Linked DNA regions of Homo sapiens: region 2 is linked to region 1. A link is an interaction called in ENCODE POLR2A ChIA-PET data of the cell type or tissue named here. Cell type or tissue: PC-3. All regions are shown on one strand. Each heading gives the region's core, and the rest is flanking DNA. Links, peaks and the distances in the headings are about the cores only. Region 1 overlaps LRRC36 (leucine rich repeat containing 36). Region 2 overlaps CBFB (core-binding factor subunit beta).

Evidence for each region. Peaks named below come from ENCODE experiments on the same cell type or tissue, not always from the same donor. Only the 100,000 strongest peaks of a DNase experiment are listed, where the experiment ranks them.
Region 2: POLR2A ChIA-PET joins it to region 1 with 16 read pairs; 4 of 35 experiments call an interaction of 5 or more read pairs at or near these places.

What each region holds. Positions count from the first base shown.
Region 1 is chr16:67,342,532-67,351,274 of GRCh38, forward strand. It overlaps LRRC36 (leucine rich repeat containing 36), which reads left to right. Exons shown (of 14, transcript NM_018296.6): 3 at 3,725-3,917; 4 at 4,964-5,060; 5 at 7,671-7,759. Among named protein-coding and RNA genes, the nearest start is that of LRRC36, 20 kb to the left of the region's middle. In PC-3, for the core only: a CTCF peak has its summit at 6,825 (motif pointing right); a DNase peak (open chromatin) is centred at 4,010; H3K27ac peaks cover 1,713 bases.
Region 2 is chr16:67,047,403-67,056,145 of GRCh38, forward strand. All of the region lies in intron 3 of CBFB (core-binding factor subunit beta), which reads left to right. Among named protein-coding and RNA genes, the nearest start is that of CBFB, 23 kb to the left of the region's middle. In PC-3, for the core only: no CTCF peak of the experiment used is centred there; no DNase peak of the experiment used is centred there.

The sequences.
Region 1 (8,743 bases), core at 2,062-7,061:
ATGAGGAGAAGGAAGGTGTGGTCTTGGGAAAATTTAAGTCAGGGGATGATGGAGCAGAGGGCAGTATAGGAAGGCAGGAGGGACCAAGCATGAACAGTGTGCGTGTGGATTAGCAAACACGCACAAAGAACTCTACAAACATGAGTGTGCACACACAGAGATGGAGTTTTGTTTTCTTTGTGGTAGACCCCCAAATACTGCTTCTTCCTCATGTTCCCATTTTGCCCAAGCTCTGCACCTGTCTTGGCAAAGCCCTTCTATGCAAGATCGAGCGTGACAAAGACTCACAGATGCTATCCAGGATTAGTTACTGATCTTCTGGGTCATCTACCAGTTTTGCACTTCCTAGGGGATATTTGTTCAACAACACATCCAGACCCAATCCCAAGGTTTAGCTAAGGGCCTAAAAGATCAAAAGCCCTAAGATCAAATTTCCATCTAGGACTCTAAAATCAGCAACTCCAAGTTCAACTAGGTCTTTAGACTATTTTTTAGCAGCCATTTATATTTGGCCTATCAGTTTCAGAAAGGATTAGTTCTTTCACAGGTGATAGGATCCAATTTAAAAAATGAAAAGATAAAATATAAAAAGAAAGTATTAGTTCAGAGTTGCTTAGGTCTCCTCTTTTGTTTGTTTATTCTTTTTCTGGCTAAAAAATTAAGTGAACATTGCTGTAATTTGTTTTTATACTTCCTTTCTTTCACTTCGGTAAACTGGGTGAAAAACTTAGGAAAATAATCAAATTAGGGCTGGGCACGGTGACTCACACCTATAATGCAGCGCTTCGGAAGGCTGAGGCAGGCAGATTGCTTGAGCCCAGGAGTTCAAGACCAGCCTGAGCAACATAGTGAGACCCCTATCTCTATTTTAAAAAATCAAGTTGTCTGGTCACGGTGGCTCATGCCTGTAATCTCAGCACTTTGGGAGGCCAAGGTGGGTGGATCCCGAAGTCAGGAGTTCGAGACCAGCTTGGCCAACATGGTGAAACCCCGTCTCTACTAAAAATACAAAAATTAGCCAGGCGTGGTGGCAGGCGCCTGTAGTCCCAGCTACTTGGGAGGCTGAAGGAGGAGAATTGCTTGAACCTGGGAGGCAGAGGTTGCAGTGAGCCTAGATCGCACCACTACACTCCAGCCTGGGCAAAAGAGTGAGACCATCTCAAAAAAAAAAAAAATCAAGTTAACACGTGTAATCAAATAGAACATATATAAGACTCCTGGTACAGTGCTTGGCATATAGGAAGCACTCAGTAATGTTAGTTTTCTATATTTTTTGCATCTATGATTTTTATTTATTTTTTTTGAGACAGAGTCTCACTCTGTCGTCCAGGTTGGAGTGCAGTAGTGTGATCTTGGCTCACTGCAACCTCCGCCTCCCAGGTTCAGGAGATTCTCCTGACTCAGCCTCCTGAGTAGCTGAGATTACAGGCACCCACCACCACACCCAGCTAATTTTTGTATTTTTAGTAAAGACAGGGTTTCACCATGTTAGCCAGGTTGGTCTCAAACTCCTGACCTCAGGTGATCTGCCCACCTCAGCCTCCCAAAGTGCTGGGATTAGAGGCATGAGCCACCATGCCCAGCCACATCTGTGATTTTATATTAATCTTTAACAGTTCTGAATCCCTTTGTTTAATTTTCCTGGGAGAAAATGTTTTGTGATTATTTGTAGCGTAACTTTGGGGAATACATAAATTCATGACAACTGGTAAAAGTGAGAGGATAAGAGTTTCCTTAATTTTTACACTGAGAGACATTAAAAGATTACTTAAGCCAGGTGTGGTGGTTTATGTCTGTAATCCCAGCACTTTGGGAGGCTGAGGCAGGAGGATCACTTGAGGCAAGGAGTTTGAGACTAGCTTGAGCAATAAAGCAAGACCCTGTCTCTACAAAACAGAAACAAACAAACAAACAAAAACCATAGTTGTTGGTGCGTGCCTATAATCCCAGCTATTTGGGAGGCTGAAGCAGGAGGATCCCTTGCCCTAGGAGTTCAAGGCTGCAGTGAGCCTTGTTCATGCCACTACACTCCAGCCTGGGTGACAGAGCAAGATCCTCTCAGAAAAAACCAAAAAACAAAAAAACTTGAGCTGGGCCATTAGACCATGAAAGACAGTCCTAATGGTGCACTGCCCTGAGAGTGAGGCCAAGGGCACTGATAGCTATTCCTCACCACTGACCCATTAACAATATGGAAGTTAATGGAATTGGAGAAAACAACAACAACAAAAAAAACAAATACAAAACAGAAAGAAATGCATCAAAGTATAAACAGGGTTGTGTTGGGAATGTTTTGTATCTATCTTTGGGTTTTCTAAATTTCTTGCAATGAGAAAATGATAATTTTAAATGGGAGGAGAATAAAAACATTATTTTATAAATACATGATGGAAAATAATTTCACCTTTCCAAAATAATTCTCAATGACAGAATTCCTTTTATGGAAAGCATTTTTACTATTTTTTTTTTTGCATTTGTACTATTAAAAGTATATGATTAACCAGGCACAGTGGCTCATGCCTGTAATCCCAACACTTTGGGAGGCCAAGGCAGGATAATTGCTTGAGCTCAGGAGTTCAAGACCAGCCTGGGCAACATAGTGAGACATTGTCTCTACTAAAAATCAAAAAATAGTTAGCCAGGTGTGGTGCCACATGCCTGTATTCCCAGCTACTCAGGGGCTGAGGCGAGAGCATCACTTGAGCCCAGGAAGTCAGGGCTGCAGTGAGCTCTGATCGTACCACTGCACTCCAGCCTGGGCGATAGAGTGATACCCTGTCTCAAAAAAAAAAAAAAAAAGTATGCGATTATACATATGTACATGTTTTGAAATTGTCCTGAAATTTAGTATTGGGCAAAAGCAGCTAACTAGCTAAATACATAAAGATGAAATCTTTTCAATAGCAGGTTTCAGCAGAGGAAGAAAACTGTGGCTTTTCCTCTTGAGTTTGCCAGGCCTGATTGTACTGTTGCCAGTTAGGTAGAGGGTGGGGTTGCTAAATCCACAAGAAAGAGAACTGAACAAGGAAGAACATTTCTGCAAAGGAGAACTGACTGATTGATTAAATGGGAAGCTTGCGTGGTAGCAGGAACTCTGAAGAGGAAAACAGTCTAGGAGGCCTAGACTGGTCCAGGAGTGAGGACTTGGAGATAGCATTGTTTTGTTTCCCTAAATAGTCCTTTGACCATATAAGTGAGGCACTGAGATATGAGAACACAACACAACACACACACACATACACACACACACACTTTTTTTTTTTTAACCATGCCCCTTTCCCCCAGAACCAGCTTTTTTGCTTACCTCCCTTCTTCTTGTAAATTAAGGTGCTTTTGGGATCAGGAGAGGGGTTGGGACAAAAGTGAGAGAATTCTAATGTGGCTTGGCCACTGGGAAACCACTGTGAAGGATTGGATTGCATTGGGAGAATAATTGGAGAGCCAACAGAAGTGGAGAATTGACTGCAGATATTTGAGTGTCAGATTTTGTAAAGAAGGAAATGTATTATATATGTGAATTATTTAACGTATGGAACACCCAGTGCTCATGGACTGCAGTGGTCTTATTTTCGGACAAGTTAAGTGAGAGTTCCAGCCCTGCCTTTCTCACGGGGACTTGGATAACATGTTTAAGGACGGAAAGTAACATATATTTCCATCTTTATCTATGAGGTTCCTAGTCTTTACCAATATGCCATTTCATAATGTGGTGTTTTCCTTGTAGGGAATCCAGTATTTATGTTCACTCCAAGACCTGAATTTATATTATAACAACATTCCTTCATTAGTGGAAGTGTCCCGTCTACAACCGTTACCCTTCCTCAAAGAACTGGATTTGAGACTTAATCCTGTTGTAAGGAAAGATACAGATTATAGGCTCTTTGCTGTATATACACTACAAACTCTGGAGAAATTAGGTAAGACCTTCCTTCTCTGTTCCTGTCCACAGAATCTTACTTTAAATCAGCTGCCCCTTAACCTTTTGGATGTTGGCCCACAGTGTGCACTGGCAGGATATATTTGTTTATTAGTCAATATTTATGTAACTCTTTTGTGTTGGCAGGATGTATGACGAGTTCTTTTATTGTTTATTGAATGACAGTCTATGATTTTATTAGTTACTTCCAGCTTTAGTTTTCTTCAGTTGATGGTTTCACCGCCCCTTCCTCCTCAACACAAAATTTCCAGGTTGAGAATTATTTTTCCAGGTGCCCCAACTTTGCAACTGTATTAGCAATAGAAAGCTAATACAATTTATTTGGGGGCTTAGTTGGGGGCTTAGTTGAAGAAATATTCCTTCAAATGAGCTGGTCTATATTTTCTTATTATTTTACTTTATTTTTTATTTATTTATTTATTTTGAGACAGGGTCTCACTCTGTTGCCCAGGCTGGAGTGCAGTGGCACGATCTTGGCTCACTGCCGCCTGGACCTCCCAGGCTCAAGCAATTCTCACATCTCAGTCTCCCAAGTAGCTGGAACTACAGGCACGCACCACCACACCCAGCTAATTTTTGTGTTTTTTGTAGAGATGGGGTTTCATCATGTTGCCCAGACTGGACTTCCTTATAATTTTATTGTTGAGTATACATTTCTTATTGATACAAAATTGGATTTCACATGGCCCTGGGAAAGTAATTGTAGGGAAACTAAGTAAACTCTTTCAGACAATGGTATGACTTTCAGCCCTAACATTAGGCCTTTGAATTGTTTACTGTCCAAGCTCTGCTTTCCTGAAGGGTAGTTACAACTGTGAGGCAGTGGTCGCTATGGCTTCCTGCAGTCTCCCTGAGTTCCTGCCTGCTCCAGTGACAACATAATAGCATTATTTTGTGACCTGTCTCTAACACACCAAGATGAGACTGGTCCTAATTTTTCCTCTGCGAATATGGTTTTCTGATTAACTACTAGTTATGTCTATGCCAAAAAAAGAAACATGCTCAGACCACGGTTTTTGCCTCCAGATGACCGAACTGTACGTGAAGGTGAGAGAAAAGCTGCCAAGCTGCATTTTAGTCAGTTGGGCAACAGTGAAAATTTTCTTTTAGAGGTGGAAAAAAGGTAAGAAGATTCTTTACAAAATTTTTAAAGTTTGGTTCTGGACATAGGAAATAGTGAATTCCTGCTTAGCTTTCTTCATTTTCCAGCAGAAATTTCCCACAAATTGTAAGAATCCTCAGATCAGGAATAAAAGTATTTATTCTGCAAACTGAGATTTATCTGGGATGATAATCTGGCCCTCAGTGGGTACATTCCTGTTTTCTTGAACTTTGGGTATAATTGTTAGAAATTCTCTAAAGTTGTTGTTCACAGGTTATAGATAGGGATACTATGAGATTACTTATTCCTATAAATGCTTACCAACTCTTTCTCAGTAGAGTTATCAATCAGTTCCTGATCTTGTCCTATTGAATTAGGATTACATTACCATGGGCAAGATTGTTAGAGATAAATTTGTTAAAGGAAGGGAAGAGAAGCATTTCTCTTCGAAACAAAAAGTGAACAAACATTGAGGCTCTAAAATTTCTGAATGGTAGCTTTGTCCATTACTAAAATCCTATCAAAAGAAGTTACCATTATCTTCTACCCCCAAACCTATGCTTTTTAAAAAGTAGTTTTATTATTTTTTAAAAATAGATAGCAGTCCATTACAATTTTAATAATACAGAAAAGTACACTGAAAAAAGTCAAAATCACTTCATATCCTACAATTGAGAGTTAACTATTAGTAATGTTTGGTATATATCCTTCCAGATATCCTTGTACTATAGACACATATAGATAATATCAGCATTTTTTCTGATGACAAAGGTAATACATGCTTATTGTTGAGAATTTGGAAAGTACAGAAAAAAACACAAGGGATAAAATAAGTAATTCATAATCCTACCATTCAGAAAGAAACATTCATTATATTCTGGTAAATATCCTTTTTTTTTTTCTTTTTGAGACGGAGTCTTGCTCTGTCACCCAGGCTGGAGTGCAGTGGTGCGATCTTGGCTCACTACAACCTCCACCTCCCGGGTTCAAGTGATTCTGCTGCCTCAGCCTCCTGTGTAGCTGGGATTACAGGTGCACACCACTGCCTAGCTCACCATTTTTAATTTAACAAGCTATCATGAACATATCCCCACAACATTATTCTTATATTATTCTCCAGAATAAGTCTTTTGTTTGTTTATTGCTTTTACCTTTACTACTAGAACATAAACTCCATGAGAACAAGGATCTTGTTGGTCTTGCTTATTACAGTATCCCAGTTGCTAGAACCGTGTCTGGAATACAGACGATGCTAAGAAATAATGTATTGAATGATGAATGAATGAGGTCAGTGCCTATTGGCCTGAGATCCTTCCCTTTCCCAGTGACTTTGCCTGTCTCTGCTCTGATCCATTATATGTTTTTTAGTGCAGCCTTCAGTGAACATTCTTAGTTTCCTATTTTTTTCTTAGTTTCCTATTTTTTAAAATCAGATTTATTGAGGTTACTTTGCATGGAATAGTCACTCTTCTTTAGATAGAAATTGAATGCTTCTAAAACATTGTTTATATGTTTTGTGGATTAATTTCTATTTTAAATGCAATGGGTAACATTCACTACAAAAATACAGAGATTAATTAATGTGTAACTGAATAAACCTTCTAATAAACAGATAAATTAATTCCATCATTTATCTGTTTATTTACCATATAATGATTGCAAAACTGGAGGAAAAATGTTACTCAAGTACCCTGTATTAACATTAATATCTTATAAGCTCTCTAACCTTGGGTGAAGTTTTTTTTTTTTTAAGCCTTTCTGAGTCCCAGTTCCCCCACCTATAAAATGGAGATAATGACCAGTAGGGGGCCTTTTATGATTACATGAAATGGTGATTATAAAGCATCTGATACATACAGCCTAGGCTTTGTGTACTTACTGTACTACCCAAGGTATCTACCTGCCTTTCTTGTCTGCTTTTCTAAATAATGGCTATAGTTGTCTCCTCTATAATTCTTGGCAGCAGAACCTTCCTTTCTGTGTCCTAACTATGAGTGTTTTAATTCAAAAGAAACTGTCCTACCCCCTCAATCATTCAGATCTAAGTATGTGTCAAGAAAACAGAGTATCTAAGTTCTAAATCTTCTGGCTTTCACATTTTACAGGCTGAACTATAGTGTCCTTCTCTCATATTTCCCAGTATAAATATTACTTTTTCTTATAAAGTATGGCTTTAACTGAAATATTTGTGCAACTTTTTTTTTTTTGGAGACAGAGTCTTGCTCTGTCACCCAAACTGGAGTACAGTGGCGTGATCTCAGCTCACTGCAACCTCTGCCTCCTGGGTTCAAGTGATTCTCCTGCCTCAGCCTTCTGAGTAGCTGGGACTACAGGCACCCGCCACCACACGTGGCTGATTTTTGTATTTTTAGTAGAGACAGGGTTTCGCCATGTTGGCCAGGCTGGTCTTGAACTCCTGACCTCAGGTGATCCACCCGCCTCGGCCTCCCAAAGTGCTGGGATTACAGGGGTGAGCCACTGTGCCCGGCTGAAACATAATTAAATTAATATGTTCTAGAGCATTTGAGAAAAATCTGATCACCATAGACTGCTTTCTAAATAGCATTTACTGGTGATCTCAGAAGCCTTTTTTTTTTTTTTGAGTTGTAAATAAATTATTCTATGTGGCAGCTCTAGGGAGAAGACAATGAAAAACTGTGTAACAGGTGAGAGCTCTGCATCAAAAGTCAGTGCTAATGTTGACAGCAGGATTGAAATGGGTAAGTTTTCTCCCTGTGATTATAAAATGATTAAAACATCAGTTATCTCAGCTGCCATAGCCAATATTGGGTAAGATGAAGACACATAGTTGAGAAAGAACCAATTTGAAGCAAGCACAGGTTTACTGGCTGTGTTTTTCTTCCATCCTCTCACTGCCAGAAGGACCTTACAGAGCAGGCCTAACCCAGAGCCCATGAAAGCACAAGCTGTACTTGGAGAGTTCAATTTCATTTACATCACTTTACATCATTAGTATACCCAGAAAATTACATCAGTGATTGATTTAATTAGAGACTGGCGACTCATCTGCATACATCCAGCTCACACCCTGGGCTTCCTGGGCTGCCCAACCAAGAACCTTTGCAGCTGTAGAATCTCTTGTGTTTGGGATATATTACTGGGGAATGTTTACTATATTCCTGTAAATACAGTTGATAAGCCAATATAGCTAAAGTGGTTATGCCAGGCTGGGCACAGTGGCTCACGCCTGTAATCCCAGCACTTTGGGAGGCCGAGGCAGACAGATCACCTGAGGTTGCGAGTTTAAGACCAGCCTGACCGACATGGAGAAACCCTGTCTCTACTAAAAATACAAAATTAGCCGGGCTTGGTGGCGCATGCCTGTAATCCCATCTACTCGGGAGGCTGAGGCAGGAGAATCACTTGAACCTGGGAGGCAGAGGTTGTGGTGAGCCGAGATCACGCCATTGCACTCCAGCCTAGGCAACAAAAGTGAAACTCCATCTTAAAAAAATAAATAAATAAAAAATAAATAAAGTGGTTATGCCACATTAATGGTCATGTCACAGGCCGGGAGAAAGCTTTCCACCAGAGAAGTTGCATCCAGTGAATCCTTGTGGATTAGCTTGGCACTGTCAGATAAATCAAGTGACCTTTTACTTGAGAAAATATTCTTCGGTCTCAGTGCCTCTTCCCTTGGAAGAATCTAGTGAATTATACACAAACTCTAAACATCAATTCCT
Region 2 (8,743 bases), core at 1,288-6,287, 300 kb before region 1:
AAACCTTTTACCCATGTATGCAGTCAGTACTGAGCCTTTTTGTGTTTTAAAACTTCAGATGTAAAGACAGGTTAATCTTCAGATTAAAACAAAAGGATGGCCTAGAAACTTGTGACTTCGACATTTACATTAGAAGAATGTAGATGTTTTCAAATAAACAAATCTGCCCATATCATAGATGTTCAAAGTTTGTTCCATATAATAACAATGATAGTTTCTAATAATCGTGTGGCCCTGTTTGCAGAACAGTGTTCTAAGTAATGAGCCATTTGGGAGAACCCTTTAAATTTTTTTTTTAGGATATTTATTCACACCAGCTTTTTAGTCCTGAGTTTCTATCCATCCCTTTGCTATCCAGAACATTTCTTGGCCATTTTTTTACTGGGTCAGGTGCCGTGGCTCGTGCCTTTGGTCCCAGTGCTCTGGAAGGCCAGGGCGGGTGGATCGCCTGGGGTTAGGAGTTCAAGACTAGCGTGGCCAGCATGGTGAAGCCCCGTCTCTACTAGGAATGCAAAAATTGGCTGGGCATGGTGGTGGGTGCCTCTGGTCCCAGCTGCTCGGGAGGCTAAGGCAGGAGAATCACTTGAACCTGGGAGGCAGAGGGTGCAGTGAGCCAAGATCGCGCCACTGCACTCCAGCCTGGGAACAAAATTCCATCTCAAAAAAAATAAAAATAAAAATGCAGAAATTGGTCAGGCGTGGTGTCGCATGCCTCTGGTTCCAGCTACTTGAGAGAGGCTGGGGTGGGAGAGTTGCTTGGGCCTGGGAGGCAAAGGTTGCAGTGAGCAGAGATCGCACCACGGCACTCCAGCCTGGGTGACAGAGCAAGGCTCCATCTCCAAACAAACAAATAACAAAAAAAACCCCTAAAACATTTTTTATTTTCCTTAAATGTATTGGCCAAGGTTAAAATATCCATCCTGAATATTCTGTATGAAAACATTGGATATGAAGAAAAAAAGAAAATTCAGGCAGTTGACCAGGGGAGAGAATTGAGCTTTTTGGTTCTTCCTGACACATATTCTCAGTGAGACTATACTCACTTTTTTAAAAGCTATTTATAAAATATTAAAATAAGATATTACATGAAGTTAAAAATTGAAACGAAAGTCAGCATCTTAATTCACCAATTACACAACTGAATGGTGTTTTTTGTTTGTTTGTTTGAGACAGAGTCTCGCTCTGTTGTCGAGGCTGGAGTGCAGTGGCATGATCTCAGCTCACTGCAAGCTCTGCCTCCCGGGTTCATGCCATTCTACTGCCTCAGCCTCCCGAGTAGCTGGGACTACAGGAGCCCGCCACCACGCCTGGCTAATTTTTTTGTATTTTTTTAGTAGAGACGGGTTTTCACCATGTTAGCCAGGATGGTCTCGATCTCTTGACCTTGTGAGCCACCGTGTCTAGCCTTTTTTTTTTTTTTCTTTTTTTTTTTTTTGAGATGGAGTTTCACTCTTGTTGTCCAGACTGGAGTGCAATGGCGCCATCTCAGCTCACCACGACCTCCACCTCCCGGGTTCATGCAATTCCCTACCTCAGCCTCCCGAGTAGCTGGGATTACAGGCATGTGCCACCATGCTTGGCTAATTTTTTGTATTTTTAGTAGAGACAGGGTTTCTCCATGTTGGTCAGGCTAGTTTTGAACTCCTCATCTCAGGTGATCTACCCACCTCGGCCTCATAAAGTGCTGGGATTACAGGTGTGAGCCACCGCGCCTGGCCACTGAGTGGTTTTTAATATATTCACAACCATCACCATTATGTAATTTGTGAGTATTTCAGAACTCTGAACCATTTTATTTATTTTTTATTTATTTACTTATTTTGAGACAGAGTCTCTTGTCTGCCAGGCTGGAGTGCAGTGGCGCAATCTCGGCACACTGCAACCTCCGCCTCCCGGATTCAAGCTATTCTCCTGCCTCAGCCTCCTGAGTAGCTGGGATTACAGGAGCCTGCCACCACACCCGGCTGATTTTTGTACTTTTAGTAGAGACGGTTTCACCATGTTGGCCAGGCTGGTCTCGAACTCCTGACCTCAGGTGATCTGCCCACCTTGGCCTCCCAAAGTGCTGGTATTATAAGCGTGAGCCACCGCGCCCGGCCCCATTCTGTTTATTTTTGAGACAGACTCTGTCTCCCAAGCTGGAATGCAATGGCACAACCATGGCTCACTGCAGCTTCAACCTCCCAGGCTCAAGCGATTCTTCCACCTCACTGGGACTGTAGGCACATGCCACCGCACCAGCTGTTTTTTTTTGTTTTACTTTTTGTAGAGATGGGGTCTCACTATGTTGCTTAGGGTGGTCTCGAACTCCTGGCTGGGTTCAAGTGATCCTTCCACTTTGGCCTCCCATGAACCATTTTAAATGCTTTTTGAGAACTGCAAAGCAGTTTTTATGGTGATCACTACCACCGGACACTGTGCTAGATGGTTTACATTATCACTAATTCTCCTAATACTGCACTGTATAGAAGAACTGTTTAATTTTAGAACATATCTGGTGATAGCTTGATTTTACAGCTGAGGAAACTGAGGCCAGGAGGCTAAGTTAACCTTCAAAAGTCGTATTATCTGTTTCCTGGTACAGCCAGGACCCAGACCCACTTATTTTTTACCCCTAAGTCTGTTCTTTGCATACTACACTACTGCTAATAAGTAATCATTAGGTAAGTTGATGCAAACTCCACATACCACCTTCCAAAGCCTTATTTAGAGTTATTTTGGTCCACCAAGTTACTCTACTGATATATATATATCATAAATATATCATATATAAATTATATGTGATATATATAATATATGTTATATATATAATTTATATATCACATATTTATATGTAATATATATCACATAAATTATATATAATATATAAATATATAATATATAAATTATATGTCAATATATATAGCATTATGTTCTAAGACACACACATATATATGTATATATAACGTTCTAAGACTTTCAGGGATTCCTGTACTGTTGATAGTACCAAATCCTATATATGTGCTGTTTTTTTCCTATACAGATATACATATATACGTATGATAAAGTTTAGTTTATAAATTAGGCACAGTAAGAGATTAACAACCTTAACTAATAATAAAGTAGAACGTGGCCGGGCAAGGCTGCTCACAGCTATAATCTCAATGTTTTGGGAGACCAAGGCAGGAGGATTGCTTGAGTCCAGGAGTTTGAGACCAGCCTGGGCAATATGAGACCCTGTCTGTACAAAAAAGTTTAAAAATTAGCCGGGTATGGTGGCATGCACCTGTAGTCCTAGCTATTTGGGAGGCTGAGGTGGGAGAATTGCTTGAACCTAGGAGTTTGAGCCTACAGTGAACTATGATTGAGCCATGACACTCTAGCCTGGGCAATAGAGCAAAACCCTGTCTCCAAAAAACTAAAAGTTTAAAAAAATAAAGTGGAACACTAATAACAATATACAGTAATCAATGTAAAATTAAGGTTATTTGAACATAAGCACTGCCATACTGCAGCAGGATGGCCACTAAGTAACTAATGGACACATTCCTTATAAAACATGGATGTGCTGGACAAAGAGATGATTCACCTCTCTGGAGAGAAGGAGTGCAATTTAAAACTTATGAATTGTTTATTTCTGGAATTTTTCATATAATATTTTTGGACCGTGATTGACTGTGAGTAACTGAAATCATGGAGAGCAAAACTGTGGCTAAGCGGGGACTACTGTACTTGATGCATTTTCCTTTTAGGAATTCTTTTAAGTTATTTTTCATTTGTTAGATGTGTCTTACAAAGAATAGATAAAAACATGTACATTTTAGGAATAATAATAAAAGGAACATAGGTATAGTAGGACTGATGTTCCGTATGGTAGCTATTATACAATCCACATGTGGCTGTTGAACACTTATAATGTCGCTAGTGTGAATTCACATGTGATGTGTGAAAAAACACAAACCAGATTTTGAAACCTGGTATGAAAAACAAAAATAATGTAATGTATTTATATGGATCCAAAATGTAATATATATATGGATCCAAATATATGTATATATATCCAAAATATATATCCAAAATAATGTAATATATTGCTATATATATATATGTACACACACACATACATATATGGATCCAGTTTTATACTCATTATTTTTTCTGGGTTTGTTTCACAGTGTGTTTTTGTATGTATTTCTATCAACTTAACTAAATTAGTTTTCTAAGTGTCATCATGAATAGCATAACCTGCCACGTTTATGTAAAACGTGAGAAATGTCTAAATGACCAACATATATAGGTAAAATGTTTAAGCTGAGAGCCTTATTTCAAGTCTACGTTAAATGTATTATATGATTTTGGTGTTTTTTTTGTGTTTTTTTTTTTCTGAGTTGGAGTCTCGCTCTGTTGCCCAGGCTGGAGCGCAGTGGCGTGATCTTGGCTCACTGCAACCTCCACCTTCTGGGTTTTAAGCTATTCTCCTGCCTCAGCCTCCTGAGTAGCTGGGATTACAGGCATATATATATATGTGTATACACACACACACACACACACACACACACACACGCATACATATATATAGCAATAGGAATATATATATATATTTTGAGACAAGTTCTGGCTCTGTCACCCAAGCTGGAGTGCCGTGACACGATCTCAGCTCTCTGCAACCTCTGTCTCCCAGGCTCAAGCCCTCCTCCCATGTTGCCCAGGCTGGTCTCGAACTTGTGAGCTCAAGTGATCCACCTGCCTCAGCCTCCCGCAGTGCTGGGATTGCAGGCGTGAGCCACTGTGCCTGACCCAAGATATTGCTTGCTTGATACCATGTTGAAAATTTTAGATGTTTTGAGTTAAGTAACATTATTAAAATTAATTTCACCTCTTTTTACTTTTTAAAAAATACCTACTAGGCCGAGTGCAGTTACTCATGCCTGTAATCCTAGCACTTTGGGAGGCCAAGGTGGGAAGATTGCATGAAGCCAGGAGTCCGAGACCAGCCTGGTCAACATAGTGAGACCCCATCCTTAAAAAATAAAAACATTTTTTAAGTGACTGGGCATAGTGGGGTGTGCCTGTAGTCCTAGCTCCTGGAGAGGCTGAAGTGGGAGGTTTGCTTGAGCCCAGGAGTTCAAGGCTGTAGTGAGCTGTGATGGTGCCACTGCAATCCAACCTGGGTGAAGGAGGGAGACCCTGTCTCTTAAAAAAAAAAAAATGCCTGCTAGACAATTTACAGTTACATATGTGGCTTGCATTTGTGATTCACATTATATATTTCTGTTGAACAGTACTGCCTGCACAGTTGGCCAGGTATGGTGGCTCACACCTATAATTGCAGCACTTTCAGAGGTTAAGGAGGGAGGATTACTTGAGCCCAGGAGTTACAGACCAGCCCGGGCAACAAAGTGAGACCCCATCTCTACAAAAAAATAAAATAATTAGCCAGGTGTCGTGATACAGGCCTGTAGTCCCAGCTACTTGGGAGGCTGAGGCAGGAGGATCCCTTGAGTCCTGGAAATCAAGGTTGCAGTGAGCTGTGTTCATACCACAGAGCAAGATGCTATCTCAAAATGAGTCCTGGAAATCAAGGCTGCAGTGAGCCGTGTTCATACCACAGAGCAAGATGCTATCTCAAAAAAAAAAAAAAGAAAAAAAGAGAAAGAAAACTTTACAGTTCTTTTCCTCAACCCGTCTCCCCCCACAAAATAATCACTATCCTGATTGATGTATTTGTTCCCTTACTTTTCTTTGTCATTTTATTTCCTGTGCATATATCTCTAAATAACGCATTGTTTAGTTTTTAAAAAAAATGAAACTAGGAAGCACACACTTCAGGGCAGTGTAAACAACGGACTCTAATGTCACTTTCTCTCTTTTTTTTTTTTTTTTTTTTTGGTGAGAGGAGTCTTGCTCTGTCACCCAGGTTGGAGTGCAGTGGTGCGATCTCGGCTCACTGCAAGCTCCGCCTCCTGGGTTCACGCCATTCTCCTGCCTCAGCCTCCCGAGTAGCTGGGACTACGGGCCCCCTCACCACCACACCTGGCTAATTTTTTGTATTTTTAGTAGAGATGGGGTGTCACTGTGTTAGCCAGGCTGGTCTCGATCTCCTGACCTTGTGATCCACACTCTTCGGCCTCCCAAAGTGCTGGGATTACAAGCGTGAGCCACCGCACCCAGCCTTCTAATGTCACTTTCAGATGCAGCTCCTAGAAGATGAGCTGAACAGAATCTTAGGGTCAAGTCCGGATTCAGCTTCCCTGTGAATTTTTAGAGCCTCCCTGGGGAAGCTTGTGAGCACAGTCATGAGTGGATTATGGGAAACCTAGGGCTCACACTGGAGTTAGGGCATCTGGCACACTGAAACCATTGCTCACCGTGTGCCGGAGATGTGGAGGAATATGGTCAGAGGGAGTTAGCTGCTCTGGTATTTTCTGCTTCTAGGCTCACCATGACCTACCTTCTTTTATCCTTTTTTTTTTTTTTTAATTTCTTTTGTCAAAATTGATGTCTCATTCCAGAGCTACCTTCTTTTCACAGGAGTGAGTCAAAGCACATCACCTTTGTCAGCTCAAATGAGTGTCCTTAGCTGGTCCCAGCAGTGGGGAAGGCTTATATATGAGCATTTTGCCCTCAGGATCTTGGTGATGACCATCCTCAGAATGTCCATCTCTTCAATCTAGACTGATTGTCCTCTATATCCAGCGCACTGCTTTCATACTGATTTCTGTGTTCATCCTCTGCTGTGAGGGGCTTTTTTGTTTTTTTCTTTTTGTTTCTTTTTCAGTTTTTCTGTCTTCCTGTTTCTTGGTTTACGGTCTCTTTGTGGATAACAGAGTTGTTGCATATTTGAAGTGTCTTTATTCTACGATACTTTATTGTAAGTTTGTCTTGTTCTAGAGTTTGAGGTTAGAGATTATTTTCGTTAAGAAGGCCTTGTTTCATTGTCTTGGTTTAAATGTTGCAGTTGAAAATCTCTGAAGTCATTGTGTTTCCTGATCTGTTTGTGACCAATTTCCCCGTCTTTGGAAGTTTGTAAAATCTTTGTCTCCATGTTTTGGTATTTATCTATGATGTAACCTAGTGTCGGTCCACAGTCATTCCTTGTGCAGGGTACTTGCCAGCCCTTTACAGTATGGCAGCTGTGTCCTTCGTAAGGAAATTTTCTTATATTAATTGATGACTTCCTTTCTTATATTTTTTCTATTCTTTTCTGGAACATCTACTATTTGGATGTTAGACCCACAGGAATGATCCTGTTACCTTATTTTCTTACTGTCTCTTTTGTCTTTTTGGTCTACCTTCCAGAAGATTTCCTCTACTTTATCTTCAGAGTCTTATATTGGGTCTTAATTTCTACTATATTTCAACAGAGCTTTTTGTTTGTTTGTTTGTTTTGAGACGGAGTCTCGCTCTGTCGCCCAGGCTGGAGTGCAGTGGTGCGATCTCGCCTCACTGCAAGCTCCGCCTCCCGGGTTCACGCCATTCTCCTGCCTCAGCCTCCCACGCGTAGCTGGGACTAGAGGTGCCCACCACCACGCCTGGCTAATTTTTTGTATTTTTTTTTTTTTTTTTAGTAGAGACAGGGTTTCACCAAGAGCTCTTTTTTGTGTGTGCTACAAATGTTCCTTTTTTGTTAGTATCCTCTTCTTGTTTATCGGGTACATTTTATCTGAGAATCTAGCTGGTAGATTTTTACTGCTTTACATCACTTCAGAGGAAATGGCTGCAACTGAAGGGTGAAAGTCAGAATTTATCTTGGCTCAGCTTTTCATGTAAGAAAAGAAAAATACAGTGAAACCAAATTAAAATAATTATGTGGAGAGCATATTGGTGGCAAGTTAATACATTTTTATGACTTTTTGGAGGGTCTAATTTATTCTTAACAGAAGTCTGAGTTTAGTATCCATTTATTGAATATGTATTTATATGTGTATACGCACACACACACAGTGTATTAAATCTATTGAATTCCAGACACTTTCTTTTTTTTTTTTTTTTTTTTTTTTTTTGAGACGGAGTCTCGCTCTGTCGCCCAGGCTGGAGTGCAGTGGCGCATCTCGGCTCACTGCAAGCTCCGCCTCCCGGGTTCACGCCATTCTCCTGCCTCAGCCTACTGAGTAGGTGCCCGCCACCACGCCCAGCTGATTTTTTTGTATTTTTTTAGTAGAGATGGGGTTTCACTGTGTTAGCCATGATGGTCTCGATCTCCTGACCTCGTGATCCATCTGCCTCGGCCTCCCAAAGTGCTGGGATTACAGGTGTGAGCCACCACACCCGGCCTCCAGACACTTTCTTTAGTTTTTCATTTTATGATTTCTCTTTTGGACTGTAAGATGATCGGTAAATTACATTAAATCACTATAGAAGAAGCTATTTTTACACATACATGCAACCCAGTTATGATTCAGAGGCAAACAAGATTGAATGACTGTAGAGATTATCTGACAGTTGAGCAGCTGACTGTCCATTTATGAACAGGGAGGTGCATGTGGCTAAAGGAGGATGAGTCAGAACCAAGTATCTTCTAAAGGAATCTGTTGAATAGACTACAGAAATGATTACAGCAAGCGACAGGGTACATACTTCTTCAGTGGAATATCTTGTTTTCTTGGGTGCCTATGGCCATCCCAGTATTACTGTTGGATGATTCATTGGTCTGTGGGTAGGAACAACTCTTCATTGTCAGGGAAAAAACAGCATGTCTCCTTTGGAAAGAAATTACTGTCAGTGTTGCTGTGATGTTCTCTATGTTTTATAAGTTTTCATTTTG